Linked DNA regions of Mus musculus: region 1 is linked to region 2. A link is a loop called in an ENCODE intact Hi-C map of the cell type or tissue named here. Cell type or tissue: heart. All regions are shown on one strand. Each heading gives the region's core, and the rest is flanking DNA. Links, peaks and the distances in the headings are about the cores only. Region 1 overlaps Itga9 (integrin alpha 9). Region 2 overlaps Itga9 (integrin alpha 9).

Evidence for each region. Peaks named below come from ENCODE experiments on the same cell type or tissue, not always from the same donor. Only the 100,000 strongest peaks of a DNase experiment are listed, where the experiment ranks them.
Region 1: it touches region 2 in a loop (2.2-fold over the local background); 1 of 42 quality-filtered maps calls a loop at or near these places.

The regions. Positions count from the first base shown.
Region 1 is chr9:118,796,157-118,801,532 of GRCm38, reverse strand. All of the region lies in intron 17 of Itga9 (integrin alpha 9), which reads right to left. Among named protein-coding and RNA genes, the nearest start is that of Gm39454, 52 kb to the left of the region's middle. In heart, for the core only: no CTCF peak of the experiment used is centred there; a DNase peak (open chromatin) is centred at 2,152.
Region 2 is chr9:118,738,752-118,744,127 of GRCm38, reverse strand. All of the region lies in intron 15 of Itga9 (integrin alpha 9), which reads right to left. Among named protein-coding and RNA genes, the nearest start is that of Gm39454, 110 kb to the left of the region's middle. In heart, for the core only: no CTCF peak of the experiment used is centred there; DNase peaks (open chromatin) are centred at 2,567, 4,227 and 4,837; H3K27ac peaks cover 1,934 bases.

The DNA of each region.
Region 1 (5,376 bases), core at 215-5,214, 57 kb before region 2:
TCTGTTCCCATTTGCTTTTGTAACATGAAAGGAGAACGGCCAGACCTTGAGTATGGGACAGCATTAACCTAGCTTGATCAGGGGAAGGACCTGCATACATGTTCACACAGGGCCAGAGACCTCAGAGTGACCAGTCACTGTGGAATATTAAGCAGAGAGACCACATAGGTGGACACAGCATCACGGGCCAGAGCTGCCGCCTCTTTCTCAGTGTTGTAGTTCACGAGGTTAGTCTTTTCTCTCATGTGTAAATTCCCAGGAATCAGGCCAGAAACACCTGAACTCCTGCCAGGCCCACCACGGGCCTCTGCCACTTAACCATGCAGTAAGGTCATGCCTGGGTTTTCATAGTCAAGTGATTCCAGCGGGCTTTGTGATTAAGGGAAGCCAGGCACCTTCCAGGGTAGAATGTGGACTCAAAACTTTGAAAAAGAAACCTTGGAGTTGTTTTCATTCTTTCTCTAAAGCTAAAACTCTATAACCAAAACAGTAGGTTGCTGCTCCCTAAGTTATTCTTAGAAATGAAACGAAAATACAGTTTGCTAGCATGGGACCGGGTACTGTCAAACAAGCCTTTTGGAGGGCTCACAGGACTGGACGGGAGAGCCTCCTTTAGAGCTGAGGAAATCGTGAGGCAGAGAGCTGGAGGCTGGAGGAGAAGCAAGAGCCTCCGCTGCCTCCAGAGCCTACTCCTTGCCACTGCCACCAGCGTCCTTTCTGTCCCATCTGCCATAGTGCAGAGGTCCTTCCTGGTCTCCTCCTGTGAATGACACACATCCTTAGAGTGAGCTTACCAGCCCCATGAATTCTCATTAGCTCTTCTCAGAACTTTGCCAAGGTAGCCTCACACTAATTTTTAAAATTAATTTAAAAGAATTTTCATGCATATATACAATTAAACATGGTCATTTATACCTCCAATTTTTCCTTCTGACTCCCCATCCAACTTCATAATCCACCCCATCTTTCTAATAACTCACTGCCTCAGTTACTTTTCTTTTGCTGTGATAAAACACCATGACCAGGGCAACTTGTAAAAGAAAGAGTTTAATTGGAGCTCACAGTGCCAGAGGGTTTGAGTCCTTGACCATCATGGCTGGGAGCATGGCAACAGGCAAGCACTAGAGCAGTAGCTGAGAGCTTACATCTAATCCAAAATCACACACACACACACACACACACACACACACACACAGAGAGAGAGAGAGAGAGAGAGAGAGAGAGAGAGAGAGAGAGAGAGACATACAGAGACACAGACACACAGACAAACGAGCCAGAGGTAGGGAGAGACAGAGAGAGACAGAGACAGAGACACGCTAACTGGGAATGCTGTGGGGTTTTGAAACCTCAAAGCCCACCCCAACTGACTTACTTCCTTCAAAAAGTCCACACTTCCCAATCCTTCCCAAACACTTCCACAAACTGAGGACCAAACATTCAAATATATGAGTCTCCGGGGACCAAGTGCATACAAACCACCCCACCCACGAAGCCTACTTGTCACTGTCCATGTGTGAAAGGGGAGGGCCAGGGCTGTGAAACACAAACTTTTAGACTTGGCATGGTGTGGCACTTATGTCGCTCAAGCTGTGGCTGAGTGAACAAGATCAATCCAACCTAAATTCCAGCATAGGTTGGGGAGGTTCTCTCTAGGCCAGGGGTGGCTGTTGGCAGTTAATCGCTAGCTCTGGGAGGGAGAATTATTCTTTTGTACATGAGACTACTGGTAGATCTTGCATACTAATCTGGTACTGGGGACCATGTCTCCACCATGGGGTGTGACAGAGGGACCAGGAAGGAGCCTTTGTTTCCGTCTGCTCATCCTTACACTCCCAGGGTCAGAATTGGTTCCAGCACAAGTTTCTAAGGGGATATAATTCCCTGACAATTAGGAAGATCGGCCTGGACCTGATGTGTTGGTCGTTTAATCTTTCAGTGGGGTGTCAGAGGCTGGCCTCTCCTGAGGGAGTTCTATGAGCCCTCACTGAACGGCAGACAAGCACCCCGAAGCAGGCAGCAGACCATCAGCTTAATCTGGACATTTTCCGGAGGGAGAAGCTGAGTCTGAGAGAGGACCCAATCAGCGGAGGTCACCCAGCCCTGCTGGGTCTGAGCTAGAGCTAGTGTCAAATGTCCTTAGCCATCCATGCTGCCACTCTTGTATAATAAAGCCCATCATATCAGGAAGGGCTCTGGCGAGAAAGGTTCTTTTAATGACGTTCAAATAGAACAGGCCTCTGTGAAGACCTGCTGCGCAGACACGCCTGCCAAGAGTTTAAAACAATCGTGCACAGTTTGTGTGCCAGACATTCCATGGGTGCTTGTTTATTTATTGAAGAACAATCTTTCTAATTTTCAAGGAATTTTATCCTCTGATAGATTTTCCCATTAATTCTAATTTGCTTGTGCAGCCTTTTAAGTGGGTCATGCTCCTTTGCACACAGGCCCTTCGCTGCCCTTTCTAATGAAAGGGATCATTAACAGCCACCAAAAGATTTGAATCGCACCCTTTCCGTAAGCCTCATCTTCTACACTTTCATAGCTCGATGGACACACATTGCTTATTTTTTTTTTATTGAAAATTCCTCTTTAATATATCTTTGCATCGTTTGTTCTGTGTGGGTATTTTGCCTGCCTGCCTCTGTGTGTGCTGTGTGCACACCTAGTGCCCGTGGAGGCCAGAAGAGGATGTCAGATCCCCTGGAACTAGAGTCACAGACAATTGTGACCACGTGATTGCTTGGAATTGAACCTGGGACCTCCAGAAGATCAGTCAGCGTTCTCTGCAGCCCTACTAAGACATGTTAAAGCAGCTACCTTCGGAATGTATTATGGGGTCCCTAATTCTTTAGCATGAATTCATTCACTGTTCCCAATGTCAGGCAGTACTGGTAGCCAACTGGGAGTTGTGTGAAGTCCCAGATTTTTTGCTACACTTATTTTTCGGCCTCATTCCTTCCATCCAGCATGAAGACCATCCAAAGTTCCTTACTGGGGTGGACTTGATGCATATATCAACGACTTATGCTGAATCCTCATGGATGAAAACTCCACTTCTTTCCAGATAAGTTGTTCTAAAGATTCAACAGGAAGAACCTGAGGAGGCTGAAGGACGTTGGTGATGGATTTTTTCCATCACTGGATATTTTTCAATGTTCCTAAAGATCTCAGCTGTGATCTTACGTGGAAGTAAAAGCTACATGCCAGAGATCATGCTTTCCTCTTGCTACCAGCATCAACGGGTAAGTGAAAGATGCTAACTGCACAACCACTAAGTACGTCCCAGTCAATTATACTCATGTAAATCAGATTGGTTACTACACACACACACACACACACACACATACACACACACACACACACACACACATACACACACACACACACATACACACACACACATACACACACACACATACACACACACACATACACACACACACATACACACACACATACACACACACACACATACACACACACACATACACACACACACACATACACACACACACATACACACACACATACACACACACACACATACACACACACACATACACACACACACACACACACCCCTCACTGAAGCCTGGAGATGTGGCTGAGGGGTAGAAAGCTTACCTAGCATATGTAAGGCTTTAGGTTTAATCCCAATACCAAAAAGAAAAACCACAGTGATAGTGCCAATTTCTTCAAAACCCTCTTGTAAATTATTAAGTGGGGTGGGTAGGGAGGGGGCTGGGGGAGTAGAAAGAATATGACCAAAATATGGTGCATGAAAAAGTTACAAAATATCTTAAGTAGCCTTGTAAGTGTTGAGAAATGGCAAGACAAGAACGCATCCAAGTGGATTTCCCCCACAATGTAATTTTTAAATTTTACTTAAATCTGATGTCCAAGGCTTACCCGTCAGGCAAGAGACTACCACTTGACACATGTGATAAGAAGGTGAGCCTTAGAGCTTTGGGAGAACAGGAACATCTTAGCATGGGCTACCCTAAAAAGAGACAGGTTTGAAGCAAGTAGTATTTCAGGAGAGATCTCCAAAACTCACACAGGGAAGGCTATACTAAGAAGTAGGCAACGGTGAGGGTCGTGGCATGAAGCCAGTGACCTCTCTGGGTGCCTGGGACCTTGAAAAGCACAGCCTCAAGTTATCCCATTTGGGATAAGGAATATCTGTGCACTGACTCCAGACAGTCCCTGGATGAGGGTGTTGTAGCAGTGGGAGGTGGTACCCATTCCAAGCAACATTGATGGGTGGAAGAGATGCAGTTTCTGATATCAGGAACAAGGCCAGAAACTCAGGACTGGGAGAAAAGGGATCTAGGTAGCAAGGATTCTGTCTGGGGGGAAACCTGTCACTAGGAAGATGCAGACACTAGTTAATCCTGTTACTTCTGAAAAAGAGGGATCCAGGCTCCTCTGGAAGGAGCCCCAGGCTCTGGATAACACATAACCTTTAACCTCTGTGGTCCATGGATGACTTCCACAAGGGTACCTCCCAGGTATCATAGTTCCCTTCTCTTGTTTGTATATTTAAGTAGTGCATGTACGTGTGTTTGTAGGATGGCAGTCAGAGGTCAACCTTAGATGTCATCCATTCCCCGGGAGCCATCTACCTTGCTTTTTGAGACAGGGTCTCCAACTGGCCTAGAACTCACTGAGTTGGCTGATCTGCCTGGCCATTGAGTTCCAGGGATCTGACTGTCTCTATGTCCCAGCATGAGATCACACTGGGAGCTGAGAGAGTAACAACCAGAAATAAGATAGAGCTATAATCCCTGAAGCCTGCCCCTGTGCAAGGCTACGCACCTAAAGGTTTTATAAAGGTTCCATAATCTCCCCAGCACTGGCACCAGCTGGGGACTGAGCATTCGAATATTTAGGCCTGTGGGGGACACTTCACATTCAAGTCACAATGTTGCTGGCTGGGAGGCAGGGCTTCACTGTCAGTCTGTGTCTTCAAGTGTCAATTTTCATGTTCTACATAAAACAGCCTTAAATAGGACATCAATACTAATCCTATAATAATAACGTTTTTATTGTAGCATATTATTATAGTTACTCTGGTCTATTGTTAGTAATTTACCTGTCTAACTTGTGCATATAGAAAGAAAACATGGTTTATGTGACAGCTATTCGTGGTTGTCAACTTGACTACATCTGGACTAAAATCTAAAATCAAAACATCTGGGTACACCTGTGAAGGATTTTTCTTGATTGAATAATTTAAGGCGGGAAGACACACCCTAAATCCAGATTTTTTTGAGGTAGGAAGACCCACCTTAGATCTGGGCCATGCCTATAAAGGGCCAGGAGGAAGGAAGCCTTTGGTCTTTGTGTGCCACCTCTCTCACTGACCTTCACTGA
Region 2 (5,376 bases), core at 137-5,136:
GTTAAGAACATTGACTACTGCTGCAGAGGACTCCAACTCAGTTCCCAGAACCCACATGGTGGCTCAGAATCATCTGGAACTCCAGTTCCAGGAGATGTGACACTCTTCTGATCTCCATAGACTCCTGAACACATATGATGAATATACCACGTAGACATGTAAACAAATGAATAAATAAATGCATTTGAAAACTGCAAGTGGTGGTGTGTGCCTTTAAATCTAGCACTGGGGAGGTTGAGACAGGAGGATCCCCAGGGCTCACTGGCCAAATCAGTCTTGCCAAACTGGTGAAGTCCAGGCTCATCGAGAGTTCCTGACTCAGAAAATAAGGAGGACGGTGATAAAGGAAGACACTTAGCACTGGCCTCACACATGCACATACACATACATATACATAAATACATGCACGTGAGTGTGCAGGTGTGCACACACATACACATGCGCACATACCCATACACATGTACATGTGCACATACATACAGAGAGAGAGAGAGACAGAGAGACTTTATGTGGTAGGGGAAAGGATCTTAGAGCCCCATCACGGGTCCATAGTAAGCCACAAAATCTCCCTTCCACAGCCACATGGCTGGTAACCATGTTTATCATCTGCTTCATGTGGCTTGAGCTAAGCTGACATTCACAGTTACTGCCTGCTCTTCGCACCCAGCAGTAGCCAGTTGAGAGCGAGAAGACAAAGATCCCACCCAGCCTCTCACTGCCCATGGAGCTGGGAGTGTGTGCATGCATAGCTGAAGGGTTTCCATCAGCACCTGTGGGACTCAAAGGAAGTGGATGCTGTATTTAAAAGAGAAAATGTGTTCCTCTCTTCTCTGTGGAGGATGGAGTAGGGTTGCACATATGGTAGGTATGTTCTCAGTACTGCCCTCACTCCAGCCCTAGAGAAAGCTCTGCCTACATTGGCCTGGAGGGAGGACATACTATAACACACTTTAAGATGGACTGTGTGCTACAAGGGGATCTTAGTGAAGACTTGAGATGGAATAAGCACTGCCCTGTTTGATCTCCCTCACCTTCCATGGTCCCATCATATAGAGAGAGCCTCTTAGAAGCATCACCTGTCAATAAAAAAGATGATGGCCAATGAGCTGAGGCAGGAAATAGGAGGTGGGAGACTGGCAGGAAGAGAGAGGATTCAGGGAAATAGAGACTAAAAGGAGACTCAAGCAGGAAGATGTGAGGAGACAGACGCATGGTACCTGAACACAGCTAGCCAGCCACGTGGCAGAATGTAGGTTAAAAATAAATGGGATATTTTAAGTTATATCCAGTCAGAAAAGAGTCTAGCTATATGACCAAGGTATTTGTAAATATATTTTGAGTATGAGTCTTATTTCTGGAAGCATGGAGCTGGGAGGAAGAACCAGGCATAACTTCAACACCACTGCATGCTGGCTCAGGATCCCAGATGTATCCTGGCTCTTCCTCCCTACAACCAAACCTGCTCTGGGAGGCCATTCCTGCCCTGGACCTACTAAAGAACACGGGGAAGGTGGGAGGCACACCTGGGACATAGGAAGAGTCGGCTTTGATCTGGGTGTGGAACAGAGAGAGGGAGCAGAGGGTAGCATAACCGTAAGGCAGAGCAAGAGCACACAGAGAAGGGCCCTGAGCACACCCTCTGATGATCTATAACTTCGGAAGCACTTAGAATGGGAATAATATTCCAGATGCCTTTTCAACGTCAAGTCCAGGCACAGAGGTGAAGGATAAGAAAGAATGCCGACTGCCTTCTCCCTCCGCGTCTCTGGCTCCTCGCACCATCTGGTATATTTCAAGTTGCTGTTTTACAACATACTGTTTTGGAATGGCTGTCTTTATGATGCTTGGGTGCTGAGGTGGTCTCAAGGAAGGCCACAATGAGAGAGCATGAGGTACTCTTGTTTACCTGACAGCCTCACGACTGGGGTTTGAAAACATGGCTCTCTTTTCCTCCAAGACTGACTTTCATTTCTGAATTTCTAGTGTGGATAAAAGATGAATTCCTTGCTGCCTTCCAAATCTCAACCCTGAGTTCATATTGTACTAACACAGAGGTGACACCTGTCTCTCTTTACAGCCTCAGGGAAGCTTACCAAAACTTCAGAAACCATGGGCTTCAAGCTACGAAATGAGGACACAAAATGAATTTTGGGTAAAAGGCAGAAAATAACAACAACAACACCACAACTGGCAGCTCCTTTCATTAGGAGTCAGACTTAGTTTCCCCACGCAGCCTTATCTGCTCCAGCCAAGAGAGTTCGTAAGGACAAGTATTGTGCTACTTCTAAAGCCTGAACTACAAAGGGCTTGTTGGCTTCTACTCTAACTCAAAAACCTTGGCCAACATGCCAAAAGATCCGAGCACAATGCTGTTCTAGCTTCAGTGCCCGAGAGTGCTTGTTGACTGGCCCATCATAGCTGTGAAAGAAGGTGGGGGAAGAAAACATTTCCACGGGAAAGCAGCCTTCAACCTCCCTGCCACAGCAGAATAAGGGAGGGGCTTCCAGGTGCCTCTCAGGTTCAGACCCAGAGACAGCCAAGTGCACACAGCTACGAGTCCAGGCTTAGGGCCAGGTCATTTGTACCTCCCCATGTAAGGGCAGAGAGAATGCCCTTGAGAACTGGCTGGTAGGAAAGTGCCCCAAAGTGTCCTTTCTCGAGGGCTGGTAGACTGCAATGCGGCTCCAAGAAAGGAATGGAATGGCGAGGCAGCCCTCATGCATTGTTTGAAGAGAGGGGAAAAGCCAAGTGAGGTCAAAGCCATCCGAGTCGGACTCCGCTCCTACGGCATTGCTAGTGCCACTTCTGATTACTCAAACAAGAGGCCAAGTGGCTGCATTCACTTCGAGGTGTTTATGCTGCTCTGGCATTTTCCGACTTGTGCGCTTTGGACGGGAGTCTGTTTGCTTTCAGTCTTGGTTATTTTCTTCCACAGTGTTTGGACTCAGTCTGGGCACCTGCCATTAGAGATTGTTGCCGTCTGTACATCTTGCTGGGCCGGTCTTTTCTCATTGGGTTTTCTCCTCCCCGCTCGCCTGGCCTTTGTTGTACCAGGGCTACTGTCTGTCTGTCTGTCTGTCTGTCTGTCTGTCGTTGGTATTAACCACTCGGGGCTGCTGGCTCCACCGGTAGGTGGATGCATTTATCCCTGTACATAATCTGAACCCTCTGGAATCTTCTCCATTACTTCACACTCAGGCCTCTGCTGTTCTGGGTTGCCCCAGATATATTTGGAGATAGGGCTATCTCTATATTTCAAGGTAGCTTTTCTTTCAGCATGATGGCGCTTCTCTTCCCAGTGCTGCAAATCTACCAGATATGAAACACAGCAACAATGTCCTTCCATGTCATCTTAGGACACTCCATGAGGCACATGATTCCCTAGGGGTTACAACCTCTTGCTTTACAACCACTGTCTGTCCTTAGAGTCCCAGATTGCCCTGCTCATGCTCAGCAAACACAGCTATCCCTTTGGTGCTAAAAGGGGTCATGCAGGCTGCTGGGGCATCAAATTAATACAAATATTTCTGAAAACAGGTTGGTTTGGACTGGTGATCGCCGTCATTCCATTCACAGGTGCTGTTTTACAAATCCGGCCCTGCACTAAGCAGGTGTGGATAAGGACGCAGTTGGCTCTTCTTGAAGGGGAGGAGTCATTCCAACTCGCATCACTGCAGCTATGTAACTCACCAGGGCTGTGTGTGGCCGTGGGATGGCTCTAGGCTCCTGATGGTTGTCTTGTGTGCCTGTGCCTTCTTTCCAAATAAGCAGCTATCCAGCCCCTTCCATTTTTCACGCAAAATCCACAAAGAGGGCAAAACACACTTCACACTTCTTTAACAGTGACTTCCCCCCCCCCGTCCCCCGCAAACTTTGAACTGCTGTCCCCACTGCTTCCCACTGTTCAATAGTCTGAGTGAGAGAGGTGGCCAAGGTTGACAGATCTAGGAACAAGGCCTCTGATCTTTTCTTACTCTGCTCAGGTTCCCCACAGGCAGAGATTTGAGTCCCACCTTGGAGGCACAATGGTAAAAAGCTGTCGATCTGACTTTTATACTCCCATGTTAACCCCTACCCACAAAGTGTTTGTAAGTCCCTGCTCTGGTGGCCAGCTGTTAGCCCAGACCTCAGGCAGCCCCAGGGCTGTGACCTCACTGGCATCATTGGCAACCATGAACCCATGGGTGGTAACAGCAACCTGGACTGACTGACCCATTAGCTCACTGGCCAAGTGGCCCGTGGTTACAGCCCCAGACTTGGCCTTTACTGGCTCCTATTTCTGGGGATTTCTGCATCATGCCAGCTTTCAGTCCTTCTTGGCATCACATGCCCAGAGTAACAAATCTGAGTCCAAAGCAAGCAAAGGGAATGTCACAGTGCAAGGACAGAACACATCCTCCCCACCGAGATAACAGGTCAGGATGTCAGACTCCCTGCTTCCGCCTGGGCCACTGGGTATCTATTTCCCCTTGATTCTTCTTATGTTGAGCTTTGTACTTGGAAACCGATGGGCAGATCCCATCAGGTGCTAAGGCTGTGAGTACAGCATCAGCATCTTCCTGAACCACCCCTCTCTGAGATTAGCACAAGGGACATAGGGTCATTAGACACCTTTTCCTATGGGTTCTTGTATTCATGACACAGTTCTATAGCACCAGACTATGGTGGGCCAGTGACCAGCCTGAACATTCCTGCTTCACATCCTTTGCCTTCCTGTCAGCTCCATCCCCCAGAGACAGCGTTATCCACTCATCTGCCAACTAGAGACCTTAGGGGTTTCAGGCTACCTATTTCCCTTCATTGTTCCCCACATGCTCTATCACCAAGTTCTGGCTAATCCTGCTCCCCTGCCATCTCACAAGGAGATCTGTCCTTCATCTCCGATCCCAGTCCCACGGCACTATATGAATGAGTTGGCTGTTCAGCCTCAGCCAAATTTTCCAGGTTCTTTTGAGGCCAGCTGTGAGTAAATTTTCCTTGACAGATAGTGAGTGGAAGGCATATGACTTGTCTCTAGAGAAGGATGCCTTTCCTCTGTTCCCAAGAAGCCAAAGACTTGAAGCCCCCAAGGGAATGGGAGAGCTGGCAATGGAAGGATATGGAGTCTCCAAATCCCTATGTGGAATACGCTATCTCCAGTGAGGAAGAGCCTGGCTTGACTGACAACAACACCTCAGCTTGTTCTAACGGCCACTCTTGTGTTAAATGGGTAAATCCAAAGCTGCCTTGTTGCTAGTGGGAGTTAACTAGCATGGGAAGCCGAGGAACAATAGGGAAGAGATACATCTTTGTTACATAAAGAGAGGAGAGATACAAAACACAATAAATGTACCATTTCCCAACACTGCGGGTCTAAGTTAGGAACCACAAAGGGAG